2 separate regions of the Mus musculus genome follow, and region 2 is linked to region 1. A link is a contact called in ENCODE Hi-C or POLR2A ChIA-PET data. All regions are on one chromosome and are shown on one strand. Each heading gives the region's core, a stretch centred on a gene start or an enhancer-like site at or near the end of the contact. The rest is flanking DNA. Distances are from core to core; before and after follow the strand shown. Region 1 overlaps Ctdsp1 (CTD (carboxy-terminal domain, RNA polymerase II, polypeptide A) small phosphatase 1). Region 2 overlaps Vil1 (villin 1).

Evidence for each region. Hi-C counts contacts between places; a loop is a spot of excess contacts on that map. ChIA-PET counts read pairs that join two places held with the same protein, here RNA polymerase II (POLR2A).
Region 2: a loop to region 1 is called in a map of left cerebral cortex, with 2.7 times the contacts of the local background. The contact joins two enhancer-like sites. A Hi-C loop is called at or near these places in 8 of 37 maps with a recorded cell type or tissue (CH12.LX, CH12F3, Patski and 5 more). POLR2A ChIA-PET finds 5 or more read pairs at or near these places in 3 of 5 experiments (Patski and embryonic stem cell).

The regions. Positions count from the first base shown.
Region 1 is chr1:74,392,646-74,400,143 of GRCm38, reverse strand. Ctdsp1 (CTD (carboxy-terminal domain, RNA polymerase II, polypeptide A) small phosphatase 1) reads right to left here. Exons shown (of 7, transcript NM_153088.2): 2 at 6,718-6,866; 3 at 6,243-6,347; 4 at 6,069-6,125; 5 at 5,412-5,504; 6 at 5,122-5,307; 7 at 2,859-4,688. The coding sequence ends at 4,560. Mir26b (microRNA 26b) reads right to left here and starts at 5,834; the gene lies at 5,750-5,834. Within about 2 kb of position 2,667, at least 3 of the 3 ENCODE cell types and tissues checked have a DNase peak (open chromatin) inside an H3K27ac peak, as active enhancers do; they include left cerebral cortex, where a contact is called at or near this core.
Region 2 is chr1:74,428,728-74,435,950 of GRCm38, reverse strand. It overlaps Vil1 (villin 1), which reads right to left. Exons shown (of 20, transcript NM_009509.2): 18 at 5,266-5,334; 19 at 3,520-3,660; 20 at 391-1,073. The coding sequence ends at 960. It overlaps Usp37 (ubiquitin specific peptidase 37), which reads left to right. Exons shown (of 24, transcript NM_001310662.1): 24 at 1-441. Among named protein-coding and RNA genes, the nearest start is that of Vil1, 23 kb to the right of the region's middle. Within about 2 kb of position 2,562, at least 1 of the 3 ENCODE cell types and tissues checked has a DNase peak (open chromatin) inside an H3K27ac peak, as active enhancers do; it is left cerebral cortex, where a contact is called at or near this core.

The DNA.
Region 1 (7,498 bases), core at 1,418-3,917:
GGCTCAGCATATATATATATATATATATATATATATATATATATATATATACACATATATACATATATATATATATACATACATACATATATTCACACACACACATATATATATATATATTAAAGGTTTATTTATTATTATATATAAGTATACTGTAGCTGTTTTCAGATATGCCAGAAAAGGGTGTCGGGTCTCATTAAGGGTGGTTGTGAGCCACCATGTGGTTGCTGGGATTTGAACACATGACCTGCAGAAGAGCAGTCAGTACTCTTACCTGCTGAGTTATCTCACCGGCCCCCTGCCTCAGCCTTTTAAGTTCTAGAATTACAGGTGTGTGTATCTCCACTATCAACCGCGATTAATTATTAGTTATCATTGTAAGGTCCATTGTTTTTATTAATGAGGGGTACCTGTCTGCTTTTCTGGAACTGGGGTTAGAGGTGGTTGTGAGCTGCTGATGCAGGAACTAAACGTGGGTCCTCTGGCAGAACAGGAAGCACTATTAAACACTGAGCCATCTCTCCAGGCACCTTTGTTTATCCTGTTTATTGTTACAGTCTTGACTGAACTAAAGAGTACTTCACTCTGTTAAGAAAAGTCTCTACATTCTGACCCCAGTGACATAAGCTGACATGAGCACTTGGAAGGTGAGGCAGGAGGATCTCTTGGACCTCACAAGATGCTGTCTCAAAAGACACGTCTCTTTCTCATTTATTCACTTTCTGGTGACAGAGTCGTCGGCTACAGCAGCTCTCCCCAAGTTTACTCATCCTTCACACTTACCCTAAGTACTGAAACTTCAGTACTCAGTACTCCTCATTGTCTTAGTGACTCGGCTGCGGCTGCTGTACAGCTCTCAGTGGTAAAACACTTGCCTGGCATCTATGAGGTCCATAGTTCAATTCCCAGAATTCAAACACAAAGCAAGAAAACAAAAGCCAACTATCAAGGGGGCCTGGAGGGTCGAGAGACGTCAGTCAACAGGTGGATAACACTAGCTACCTCATGGCTGAGGATATGGACCACAGAAACAGTAAGTTATGAATCTTTCTGATTTACCATCAGATTTTTCTTTTTCAGTACTGGGGATAACATTCCAGGCTTCAGGCACGCGAGGCAAGTGTTCTACTAGTGTGCTGAACCTAGCCGCTTCTGAAAGGGATTCTGACAATTATCAAAGGCTCCAGAAACTTATCTTACCTCTTTCCTTAAATTTCAGGTTGCATGCACACCTGCACTCGCTATGCCTAACTTCCTTTTTCTCTTTTTCTGACTTTCTTTTAATTAATTAATCATGCTTTAATTCCAGAAATACTCCCAATGGGCCCCAGAGGGACTTACCCTCAGAGGCCTCTCTGGAGTAACTAACACCAAAGAAACATTAACGACGTTCAGTAGTGGCAGCTGATCCTAGAGAAAGAATACTCATATTTAAAAGTTACAAAGTATCGCCGGGCGTGGTGGCACATGCCTTTAATCCCAACACTCGGGAGGCTGAGACAGGCGGATTTCTGAGTTCGAGGCCAGCCTGGTCTACAAAGTGAGTTCCAGGACAGCCAGGGTTATACAGAGAAACACTGTCTCGGGAAAAAAAAAACCAAAAAACAAAAAAACCCCAAAAGTTACGAACCATCTCTCCATCACTCTAGAATTAATGACATTTTTCTTCTTTACCCTCGACCCCCCCTTTTTAATATGTGTTTTATCTGCATGTATGGCTATGAACCACACACCTGCAGTGCCCTCGGAGGCCAGAAGAGGGCATAGGATCTCTTGGGACTAGAGTTTCTTCTACCATTTGGGTGCTTGAAATTGAGCCGGGATCCTCTGAAAGAGCAGTCAGTGCTCTTAATTGCTGAGCCATCTCTCCAGCTCCGGGAACTAGAGCTGCTTGCGGTAATGTTGAGAAGAGTTCCTTGAGAGCAGAAGCACTGCCTGACACTGGCTGGTGCTGACAAGCAAGTGCCCACACATGTGGTTGAGTTTATTATGCGTGGGCAGAGGGTGTGAGATCGGAGAGTTTGAGTCTCAAGGAAAGCTGGTGCTCTGCTTGTCTGGTCTCCGGGATGCAAATTTGAGGCGACCACCGTTTGCATACAGAGCAGGAAACCAAGCCTGATCCTGGCTGAGGGCGGGCAAAGGCCAGGGACAGGGTATAAATCTTGCCAAAGGCTCTCCCGGTCCATGCAGCTCCAGACCAGAGCTGATTCCAGGATAGGCTTCTTTTCAGGTGGGAGTTTCCTGGAATGGGGTAGGCAGATGCGAAAGGGGGCGGTTTCACATTTATTTCGGGACCCCCTTACCACACACACACACACACACACACACACACACGCGCGCGTGCGCGCGGAGCAAAAGGAAGCTCGGGGCTAAATTCTTGGTGATGATAAGGAAGGGATGGCCTGAGGAGGTTGAGTTAGAGGATAGGGACCAGTATTTGGGAGGTGTACACCACCCCTTCTCCACTGTGTGTGGACGATGTCTGAAGCTCCACGCTTTCAGAGGAAGGTGGACGGTATCAGCTCCCTGGGAGCGCCAAGCTTCGGAGCCCAGTGTTGGTCCACAAGGGCAGGGAGGCCCCTAGCGGCAAGCAACAGCTTGGCCCCGCACTTCCTGCCCCGCCCAGGCGGGGTTCACGGAAGACGAATTTGGCCGAAGGGGCGTGGCTAACGCTGGCCAGAGGCCGCGAGGCGTGGCCAGGGCAAATGCGGGCAGGAGGCCTCTTGGCGCCCGCCCCACCCAGTCTCCTCCTTGCTGGCCCCATTGCCCGGAAGGCTGTCGGCCGAGGGCCGCCTTAATCTGCCCAGCCTTCCGTCTCCCGCCCCGCCCCGCCCCGCATTCCAGAGGTGGGGGCACCGTGCTTTTTGTGTATTTTTTATTTGTTTAGAGTGCGTGTATCTGGGGGTGGGGGGTGGGTAGAGCTCGTGCCATGGTGCATGTGAGGAGGTCAGAGGACAACTTGTGGGAGTTCGTTTTCTCTTTCCATCACGTGGGCTCTAGCAATCGAACTCAGATCGAGTGCCCAGGCAGTCCCTCTTGGCTAACTTCCTCCTGTCCAGCAGGGTTATGAAAAATAGTCAAAACTGCAGTCACAGATGTGAGACATTCTCGCACTTCAGGTCCCTTCCCCAAAAACCACAGAGGCGGAATAGGAGGGGGTCTAGCTTTCTCTTTAGTTATCACTCTGAGGTGCTCAGGTCACAGAGAAGGCACTTAATTGGGAAGGTCATCTGATTCCGGCCATCTTCTCTCCCTTCACCAACCCCCTTGGCACTTGTTTGTGGGTTCACTTAACCCTCATAATCTGGGGAGAGAGCCTAAGGGCTTGAACTGCAGACTCTGCAGGTATGGGGAGGGGCTTTAAAAACAGAAGGCAGAAACCCAGGAGCTGCCCCCAGCCAGCGGGGGGCCATGGAGGAGGCTGCACGGAACAGGGAAGGAGGAGTTGGCACAGGAGGAGCCAGCTTGGTTAAGGTTTGGAGACTCCCTAACCCCACAAGAAGGTTCCACCCCCTGTTGATACTCTGAAGGCACGTGACATCTGGGGTTTAGAGGCACCTAAAAATGAAGCAGAGACAACCCCCTCCCACTAAGCTGGTGGGACTAGCTCACTGCTGGGCACTGAAGGTACTCAATAAATGTCTTTTGAATGAAGAGTAAAAAGGGTTGGGACAGACAGAAGACCCGACCTGACCCCTCAGCCCAGCTTGTTCCATTCAGAAAAATAGTAGTTTTAAAAATGTAAAAATCCTTTCCCTCCCTCCCCCAATTTCTGGGCCCAGGGAAGGGTTAAGGAAGAGTGTCTTGTTCTCACCCTTTCCTTTCTCCTTCCCTTCAAAATCTATATACACATATACATATTTATATGGCACCACGGGGGCATCCTGCCGAGCCCCAGGGCTTTGGGGAGACTTGGGGCTTAAGTGAGATATGGAGCAGCCTTCAGCCTTGGACAAGCTGGACAGGGAGCGTTCCTCCCGAGGAAGGTCCCCAGCTCTTTTACAAGTGTATTATAATAGACTTTCTTCCTCTCCTGCCCACGTACAAACTGGTGGGGCACCGTCATCCCAGGAGGGAGGAGGGAAAGGGGAGAAATTGGTTCCTCTCAGGTCAGCCTAGATCTGGGAAAAGCTGACCAGTAAAGAGGGTTCTATGAAAGGCACTTGGGTGTCCACTGTTCTCAGACGGGGGTGGGTGGGTGGGTGGGGAATCCAAGGCACGGGGCAGCAAAAACCCTGTCCCTACCCCCAGAGCAGAACTGGGGCGAAAAGGCCCAATTTGGCAACAGAGAAACATGGCAGCGTGGATAAGACAGAAGTGGGGAGCAGCAGGCAGGGCCCCCCAGGTCCCCTGAGAAGAGGGGAAGAAGTTTGAAGGCACTGACACAGGGGCCCAAGGGCTCACTGTCCTCCATGCAACATGGCAGGGGAGACACCTCTTCCCCAGGGCCGTGACCATGACACAGCCGGGGGTGTTAACAGCAAAGGCAGGCGCCCACAGTCTGCTGGGGAGAGGCTTGGGCCTTGATGAGAGGCAGGTCCTGGCCCCAGGACACCTCACTAGCTCCCGGGCCTAGGCTGTCTGAGCACTGAGTATACGTCGTCCACGCGGCTGAGTTGCTCAAAGAAGGGTAAGAGATCGTGTAGCTCAGTGTCACTCATGTTGTCAAACCACGAGGCCACTGGTACCTGGAGAGACGACATGAGGAGCGCCGGTGTCCCGGGGTGTCCCCTGTCCAGCCCAATTCCTGCCCACAAGGCACATACTTGTTTGGTTTTTGTTTTGTTTCTGGCAGCTGACAGTGAAATTCATTTGTAGATACCAGTGTGCAAAATGTCCACAAATATACTTAAGCTTACTGTTTCGTTCAGCAGGATCCTAACTGGGACTCACTACCTTCATTCCATCCCATTACAGGCCGTGACTGGCAGCTTTGAAGACTGTCAGATGGGGACCCCAGCCAGAGGTGAGGACCCTCCATACATAGGCCGAGTGGGATATGTGAGCAGATACAGGTAATAGGACATTACCAGTCCCCACTACCGCCACACACAGGGCTGGGGAGGTCCCTCCACATATGCCCTGGTCCCGTGTCTCAGCCACTGGGTCCCGTGTACTCACGGCATTGTCTGGATGGAAGACATAGGAGGCGGGTGAGTTGTCTAGAATGAGCACTCGCCGCAGGTCTCGGCCCAGCCTGCTCAGGTCCTTTACGTAGTTCCCCCGGTGGAAGACACACGACTCTCGAAACAGCCTGGCACGGAAGGCTCCCCACTTGTCCAGCAGATCAGCTACAGGGTCTGCGTACTAGGGTAGGCGGTTAAGTCACCTCAGAATGAGTAATGTCCAGGGCTGCATGTTCAACGTGGGAGGGAGGATATGGGTGACCCAGACCCCAGGCAATGGCTCACCTTGGCAAGGCTGGCAGTGAACAGCACACATTCAAAGAGCTCGCCCATTCGCTGTAGGAACTCATCTACGTGGGGCCGCTTCAGCACATAGACCTGGGGAACGAGCCAGTGAGGGAGCTGCTGGCCAACAGGCTTAGGGGTGATCCACAAAAGGGGGACAGGAACAGTGGAGGAGGAAGGGCAGTCTAGAGAGGCTGCCCCAACCATACCCCATTCCTAAAGAGATAAGAATAGGATTCCCGTGGTCCCACCTCACCTAGTGGGAGCCACTCCCCTTCCCACACTGGTTTTATCCAAATGCAGGAGTCCAGGTTAGCCCTCTCACCCCAAGGCTGCAGGGCACCGGCCCCCGAGCCAAGTAATGGAGAACAGGCTGGTCAGCACCACAACCTATCCTGAATTACTTGAACTGGGTCCCGGGCAGTAGGGGTAAGAGGGGAAAGAGGGCTGCACAAGACAGGACCAGAAGGAGCCCAGTGTGCAGGTCTGGGAGTCTGGCTCCATCTCTGGAGTACCAGGTAGTCTTGGGTTCTCACTCTTTCTGAGCTTTGGACACGCCCCATCTATTAAAGTTCCATGGGGGACTCGCTCAAGAAGGGTGGGAGGAACCTGGGTGTAGTGCAGACACCAAGCTCCCCACCTCCCTCTGACCCTCACCTGGTGGACCACTCCATCTATCTCCACCGGGATGATGAAGTCCGCATTGTTCACTGGCTGTAAGGAAAGAATAATGGCTGGAGCTGGCGGGGAGGGAATCCCAAGGGTGGAAATCCAGCAGAGACCTCCCCCTGTCAAGAGACTAGAGGCTGAGAGGTGCCAGGCAGGGCCCACCTTGAAGGAGCTGTGCACCAGGGTCTCGTCCAGGTCGATGACGACGCAGATCTTGTCTGAGTCCTGGGCCTTGGCCTCGGGAAGCAGGTACTGGACTGGGGTGTGCTGTGGGGAGGGCTGGGCTGGAAGGGCACCTCTTACAGGGGCTTCCCTCCCCAAATTTCTCTATCTGAGGACCCGACCAGACCTTCTACCCCCTCCCCAGCTTGGAGTCTTGCAAACTGTGAGCCAGGGGTAAGATATATGGATCCTTTTTCCTCACCTCATAAAGTTCCCACCAGCAAGGAAGGCATAACTGTGGGTTGGGAGGCTGCAGTGGGGCTGGAAAGGGGGGGGGGGACCTAGCAGGCAAGCGCCCTCCCTCTGCACATTTTAGGATCTGCACGTGTATCAGTGAAGTTCGGGCCTATACCCCTATCTGTATCTGCCAAGTCTACTTCCGGCTAGGTCTCGGTGCATCCAAATTGCCACAAACCTTAGGGATGGCGCCATTTTCCTCCACCAGCAGGGGAGCCCCACTGTGGGCAGGTAGGGGCTCCCCATCATCCCGGCAGACACAGCAGAAGAGGGAGTGGAGGATGCCCCGACTCCGGGGCTTCTGGGAAACTGCTGACTTCTGGTCACCTGAAGCAAGACGTGAATGTGGGCACACTGGCCTGCAGGGGCTGCATGCACTCCAGTCTCAAATCCCTGAGCACAGAGAATGTGAGCATTCTCCCTCCATCAGGAGACACATGGGGGTGGCTCTGGCTGGCTGTCCTCCAGAGAACCCCGCTTCCATGAGCCCCACCACGGGCCACTTCAGGGCCCCTGCAGCTCAGCGTCTTAAGGAAATCTGGTGTGGCTTTTTAGGAAGGCAGCCACTTTAAGAAGTAGATGGCTTAAGGAGGGGACCGATTTTTCTCACGGTTGGTTCTCAATCATCTGACCCCACAGGTGGACGTTACCTGAGCATCCCCTGCTCTGGACCTTCAGGGCTCAGGGCCCTGTCGTCCACTCCCACTCTCCCTCCATTCTGTCTACCCAGTGAGTCCAAAGTCCCCATTGAGCCTGGGCCCAGAGGCCAGTGTCCCAGGGCTGTCAGCCCCACCGGCCCCACCTCCTTCACCCCGCCCCGTCTCTTTGCAGCGGCCTGTCTAAATTGACAGACCTACCCCCACCAAGCCTCTTCTCTAATCCTTTCTGCCTCCAGGCCACCCCCCCCCCAACCCCCAAAGAGCGAGGAACTGGACAGTGGACAAACCCGGAGTGACTTC
Region 2 (7,223 bases), core at 1,313-3,812, 36 kb before region 1:
GGGCAGTTGTCTGAACTAGTCAGTCAGAATAGGAGAGGGCAAGAGGGAGGCCATTGTAGCGTGTGCACCTGTGCCCTTGCTGCCTTCCTCTTCACACTTCCTCCTCGCCCTCCCTGGCCTCTTGGTAGAGGTTCTTCATGCCTGGGGGAGGGAACAAGTGAGGTTCCTGCACTTTGCTGATTGAGCCACTCCCAGGTTTGCTGGCAGCTTTGGCCACGTTATTTGTGAGGTGGCTTTTTTTCCTTTGTGTTCAGAGTGACTTGGGTTCTGATTATTGACGTTTGTGTGGAACGGCGCTTTATCTGTGTTTTAGCAGAACTGTTCCTCTTTTCCTTTAAGGGTTTTCCCTGGTTTTGTTTTCTTTTTAAATTATACAGATTTGGTTTTTTTGTTTTGTTTTGTTTTAATGTGTGAGAGACATTAAAGCCTTTATTAACCTCATATTAGTTTGATTTATTTGTTTAAAGGGACATGTTCCTGGGGACACTGGATAACCAGTTTTAAGAGAAAATCACCTATTGGCTTCTGATTGGACTTCACGTAGCAAACCCATGTTCCTGGTGTTGTCATTTGAGGAGTCTGTGGAGCTTTGCAAAGGCTCTGGGTTAGAGCTGTAAGCCCAGCTTTGGCCTTAGCCCTCCCTTTTGAGTGTGAGGAGGGTAAGATCAGGATAAGATCCTGAGTGAGTGACGGTGCCAGAGAAACCCCCAGACGCTAATGTCTCCTGGAGTACTTAGCTGTCCATCTAAGAAAAGAAAACTCTACAAGATTTCCATGGGTCTGTGGCATGCGTCTGAAGGAATGGGCAAATTACTATTATAAACAAAAGGAATTGTCACACTGTGGCTCACAGGTACAATTGGACATTTTCATCTGCCACAGGACTAAAACCAGTAATGGCGGCACAAAGCCCTTGAAGGCAGGGTAGGGGCTGCTGGACAGCCAGAGAGCTTCAATTCTCAAAACAGTCCTTTTTCTTTCTTGATGTTTTGTTGCTTCCATCGAGGCAGGGCAGAGAAGGCAGCTGGAGTCATGCCCAAGGCCCTAGTGAAGTCTTCGGTGGACAGGTGCTCCTAGAAGAGACCAGAGGGCAAAGGTCACAGTCTTCCCCTGGGTTTGCTCAAGATGAATCATACAGATGTGGCATATGATCAAACAGAAGAGGAACAAAAGCCAACATTGTCATGAGCCAGGGAAGGGGAGGAGGAGGAAGTGTGACATGAATAAATGTCCGTGTAGTCAGTCAGGCCACGTTAGGCTTGAAGTCAAATCTCAGATCTTGGCTTGTTTAAGGAACTTCTGTTATTTCCAGGCTCCTACTCTTAGGAAGTAGGAGTTTAGGTTTTCCCGGGACCCAGGCTGGAACTTGAACTCTTGAACCTCTTGTTACTACCTCCCACTTGCTAACATCACAGGCATGTTCCTCCAGGCAGTTTTTATGCTGCACAGTTCAAACTCAAGCTATATTCTTAGCCCAAAATGGGAACTGTTTCTAAAACAGGCTATCTTTGTGTAGCCTTGGCTTGCCCAGAATTCATTTCGTAGACCAGGCTAGCCTTGAACTCTTAGAGATGAATTTGCATCTGCCTTCTGAGTACTTGAGATTAAAGGTGTACACTACCACACAGCTCAGGGATGTTTCTTTTTGTTGATTTTTGTTTGTTGGGGGGTTTTATTTTTTGGTTTTTCTGGCCTCCAGGAGTACTTCATGGGCATGGTACACATATTCAAGCAAAATACCCATAAATAATAAGATTTCAAAGGCTGGAGAAAATGGCTTGGTGGCGCACTCCTGTAACTCAGAACTTGGAAGATACAGGTAGGAGAGCTCAGTGCACCAGCACCTGCCTGCCTACTATGTGCAAAGCCCAGTTTAAATCAGGCTGTTCTGAAGTGGAGTTGCCCCAGGGGACATTTCTCTGCTCCTAGAGCGGCTACATTGTGCAGCTTCTTTTTTTGTTGTTTTTTTGGTTTGGTTTGGTTTTGGTTTTTTGTTTTGTTTTTCGAGACAGGGTTTCTCTGTGTAGCCCTGGCTGTCCTGGAACTCACTCTGTAGACCAGGCTGGCCTCGAACTCAGAAATCCCGCCTGCCTCTGCCTTCCAAGTGCTGAGATTAAAGGCGTGCGGCACCACTGCCCGGCTATTGAGCAGCTTCTTAAGCTACACTGTTAGATGGGTTTCAAGCTCAGGTGGGTATGACATTTCAGTTCCCTACCCTGTCATTAGACTTGCCTCCCAGGCATGGGCCTTTTCTCCTCAAGTCTCCTGGGAGGGCAGTTTGGAAATGCCGTAAATAAGGATATCAGTGGGTTGGAACTGGGTACCACGTCTGTTACTGGAACCCTATATTTGTCACAATTATAGCTCCAATGACAGACTAAGCTCTGTACATGGATCCATGGTACCCATACCTGTCGTCACCCCCACTGCCATCCCCTGGGCCCAGTAAGGCTGACCTCTCAACTGTGTCCAGACTGCTGGACTCTGACCCCAGCTAGAAGGCAGAGACTACCCATCCCAGTGAGCTTGTATCTTTCACGGCCCTGCTCTTGGGCTCTGCAGGCCTGCCAGCTGATTACCAGCCCTGCCCATGCTCATATCTACCTCCCAGAGGCTGATTCATCAGCACTGCCATACCCTCCTGCTGCCGCCGCCGCCATCAAGAGCCGTCATTCCACTCTTGTTAATAATAGCTCACCTTTAGAGTTTGAGGGAGCCAAAAATGTCTGAAATCTTCCTCTCCCCATTTGGCACTAAACTCAAGCTTTCTCACATTATGCTTATAATATATCCATGATTTAAAATAATAATAAATAAGTCAGGCTGGAGAAATGGCTCAGTGGTTAAGAGCACTGACTGCTCTTCCAGAGGTCCTGAGTTCAATTCCCTGCAACCACATGGTGGCTCACAACCCTCTGAATCTGATGCCCTCATATTCATATAAAATAAATTTTAAAAAAAAGTCAAGGACTGGGAGGATGGCTCAGAGGTTAAGAGCAGTTGCTGCTCTTAGAAAGGACGCAAGCAGTTCCCAGCATCTACATGATGATGGCTCACACCATCTGTCACTCATTACAGGGGATTTGGTGCCTTTTTCTGGCCTCTGTAGACAGCATGGATATGGTGCACATACAAACATGTAGACAAAATACTCATAAATGTCTTTTAAAAAAATTAAGAATCAAAAAAGAAAAATTTATCCCAGCACTTGGGAGGCAGAAGCAGATGGGTCTCTTAAGTTTGAAGCCAGCCTAGGTTATAAAATGTCTATTTTTAAAAAAATCAGCTACTGACAACTGATTTTAAATAAATCTGAGTCCACACACACTCCCACAACACAATGAGCAGTGTGATTGGACTTCTATGCCCTGCTCCCAGGGATATAGGACCCCCATGAAGGTGTTTGGTTCACCAAGGACTCCCAGGCACTCAGTCCTCTGCGGGCAGGGCACAGTCTGAGGTTATTAGGTTTTCTAATAACATGGACCAGACCTTGTCCTGCTTGTGTCCCTGACTCACCTCCTTCCTGCTGGGGTCCACACCCTCAGGGAGATCCTCTACAGACTTGTTTACCAGCTGCTCCAGGGGGAAGGTGGGCAGGGGCCCAGAACTCAGACTGGTATTGGCAGTGAAAACGTCCACTTTCGGGCTCATAACCTCCTAGGAAAGAAGACAACCATGGGTTACTTCAGCAGCCCTGAGGTGTGGCAACATCCTGTGCTGCTGTGCGCTGTGATCTATGGTACCTTCTGTAGGAGGGCCCTCCTGGTTCTCCCCTTCCCCTCTTACACACACAAACACACACTGTAGAACAAACAGTAAAATGAATACCATCTCCTGGGTTGGACCCAAAAGCTAATAGCCTAGTGGCCTGCAACTGGCCTAAGTCAGTTGGGAAAAGATGGCTGTTTAATCAATGACTAACATCGCCATGGCTTCCCCTGGAATGTGACATCTAATTTATCTAAGACATCTGTGACCCTTTCTCTTATAGCTGTTGTAAAACTGTCATCTATAAATTCATCACTCGGCCTCAAACTAGCTTTTCTTTTTAAATACTGCACTGTCCACCTGGAAGGGCTAAGCACCATAGTGTTTTCAGGCTGCGATTGGAGGGCTACCCTCACCTGCTTGAGAAGTTGCTCTCAGGTTCTGATTGCATTTCTGAAGAGCTAGCCCTGTCTTTCTTCTGCGGGCCTGTGACAACCTCAAAGGACAATTTTGAATTCACAGCCTCATATCCCAAGCCTACATGCTAAACATATCTCCAATAAGTAGCAGAGAGACTGAAGGAGTCACAATCATCCTACCTGGAGGACTATTCCTCACCATGACTGTGCTTAGAGACGGCACCATTTCCCCCAGGGCAAGCAGGCCATGGCTTAAGTTCATCAGCCCACCTAAGCCTTTCATTTAAAGCATGCAGAACCTGGAGCTGAGGAGACGGCTCAAAGGATAGATACTTGCTGTGTGAGCGTTAGGCCTGAAGTTTAGATCCCCGTCACACAAAAAAACATGCCGAGTCCACCTGTAATAGCACACCCCGGAAGCAAAGACAGGAATCCCAGAGGCAGGCAAGCCACTAGACCAGCTGAAATGGAAGGCTCTGGATTTGCAAAATACCCTGCCCAATCAGGGAAGACATTCCATATCAGCCTCTGACCTCCACACACGAAAGAGCACACACAATGAAAAAACAAAACCACGCATGTTCCTAAGAGCCAACTCAAATGGAGCCTTGACATCTGCTAACTTTGGTTCTAGCTTTGATTTGTTTGTTTGTTTGTTTGTTTTGAGTCTCAGTGTCTCTACCTGGTCATCCTGCCTCTGCCTCCTCAGCTGCCTCCTCGGTTCTGCAATTATAGTCACGCACCACTATGCCGAGAAAAAAAATCTGCATTTTAATATGCTGCCTCATGGGTGCTAAAAAATCTGTTTCACTATGAAATGGAGTCAGCTGGGCAGTGGTGGCACACGCCTTTAATCCCAGCACTTGGGAGGCAGAGGCAGGTGGATTTCTGAGTTTGAGGCCAGCTTGGTCTACGGAGTGAGTTCCAGGACAGCCAGGGCTACACAGAGAAACCCTGCCTTTAAAAAACAAAAAAAGAAAAAGAAATGGCATTGTATGCTACACAGCAAGGACTTCCACAAGAAAAGGGAAGAGATTGGGGTGGCATATAAGATGCAGATGTCTCCTAACATGTCAGCTCCCACCGACAGGACCACCTTCAGGCCATTCAGAGCCAGCCGTGCCACTGTACTTACGTCAGCAATCTGGCTCCAGTCCCCAGAGTTTCCCAGCTCTGCCTTAAGGTCATCATAGGATTTGGTGTTCTGCAAATAAAGTACACAACAGATCAGAATCCATCTCAGCAGAGGAGGTAAATGGCTGTTTACTTTCAAGAGTAGAAAAAGACCTGAGCAGTGGTGGTGCGCGCCTTTAATCCCAGGACTTGGGAGGCAGAAGCAGGAGGATTTCTGAGTACAAGGCCAGCCTGGTCTACAGAGTGAGTTCCAGGACAGCCAGGGCTACACAGAGAAACCCTGTCTCGAAAAAAACCAAAAAAAAAAAAAAGAGTAGTAGAAAAAGGTTGATCTGGGACTGGTGGGGAAGTGGGCAGGGGGCAGCTCAGGGGAGCAGGTGAGCAAGGTGGTCCTAATGATGATGGAGATCAGATGGAGAGAGAAAGGCCAAAGTAGCTCACATCAGAAAAAGGCAGGGCAAGCTCACTGTTCTGCTCCTGCTCAGCTGGGTAGGGCAATAGAGAAGAGTATGTGCCTCCCTGACCCGTTGTGAGGCCTGTGCAAATAGCCATGGGCATTACTGACATACTGGGGAACTTGGGGGATCGGGTACACTTAAGGGGATCCCCAGCAGAAGACAGGGAAGGGAGAGATACTTTTAGGAGCCTCCTCTATACACAGCCCCAGAGCTTAACACCCAGGGTGACACGCCAGAACTCCCTGAGTGAATTGTGCTTCCTGAAGGGATGAGTGAGGTAGAGAAGGAAGCAGAGTCTTGAGGTGATGGGGCGGCACACATCTGGACTGCTAAGCACTGGGTTGACTGTGAGGCTTGGTGGATAAAGGGTGCATGCCTCCCACGCATGAGGACAGGGGTTCAGATCTCCAGCTCTCACAGAAAGCCCACTCGCTATAGCAGCTTGTGTAACCACAGCCTCTTAGCCTCTCAGGAAGTGGAAACAAGAGACCCCATTCCAGGGCAAGCTGACTAGCTAGACTACATGAACCTCTGAGCTCTGGGATTGGAGAGCAACCCTCCCTCAGGAGTCAAAATCTAGAATGAGCAAAACAGACACAGGGATATGAACCTTGAGCCTCCCTATGTATGCACACACACACACACACACACACACACACACACACACAAACACGGCAGGGTGAGAGGTGGAGGAAGATTTGCTTAATCCATCCTGAGGACGAAACAGCCTATCAACAAGAGTCAAGAGTAAAGAAAAGGGGACAGGGAGCAGCAGGTTTGAGGAAATTAAGTTCTCTGCCCTAAACTCGTCTGCTCTGCCAATTTCAAACATCCAGAGCCACAAGCCTGGGGCAGGGAGCTGGAGGCAGGGAAACGGGTGCCCCCGGAGGCCTGACACACTGACCCCCAGTAGGGAGCACGTGGGTGACCCACTTTGCTGGGTTTAGAGCCAGGGAGAGTTCATCTGTCCTTTAGAGGGGCAGTGTGCTGGTACTGAGGACTCTCCAGGGTAGCCTTAAAGACGTTCCTAAGAAAGGACTGTCCTTGAACACATTCGTCACATGCATGTGCTGTCACAGATAAAACCTTAAGCTGCTGAACACAACTACGCACAGTAAAGAACTGAGTCTTGAATTTTAATTCTGATCAATTTCCTACAGCTTTGCATAGCACAAAAACAGGGCACTAGAATTACCCCCTCGCTTCTGTATGTGAGGGGAAAGAGGTACCAGGGCTTTGTTCATACTCAGCAAGTGCTGTGACACTAGGCTACACCTTTGTTTTTGTTTGGTTGGGTTTTGGGTTTTGGTTTCTTGGTTTTTGGTTTTTGGTTTGGTTAGTTTTTTATGCTATGTGGTTCAGGCTGGCCTCGAACTTGAAACCCTTCTACCTCTGTTTTCAAGTTCTAGGAACACAGGCATGCCTCATCCACTGTGCCTACAAACCTTAGGTATTTTGTTTTATTGGTGGGTTGTTATTATAACAGAGTCTTATTCCAGAG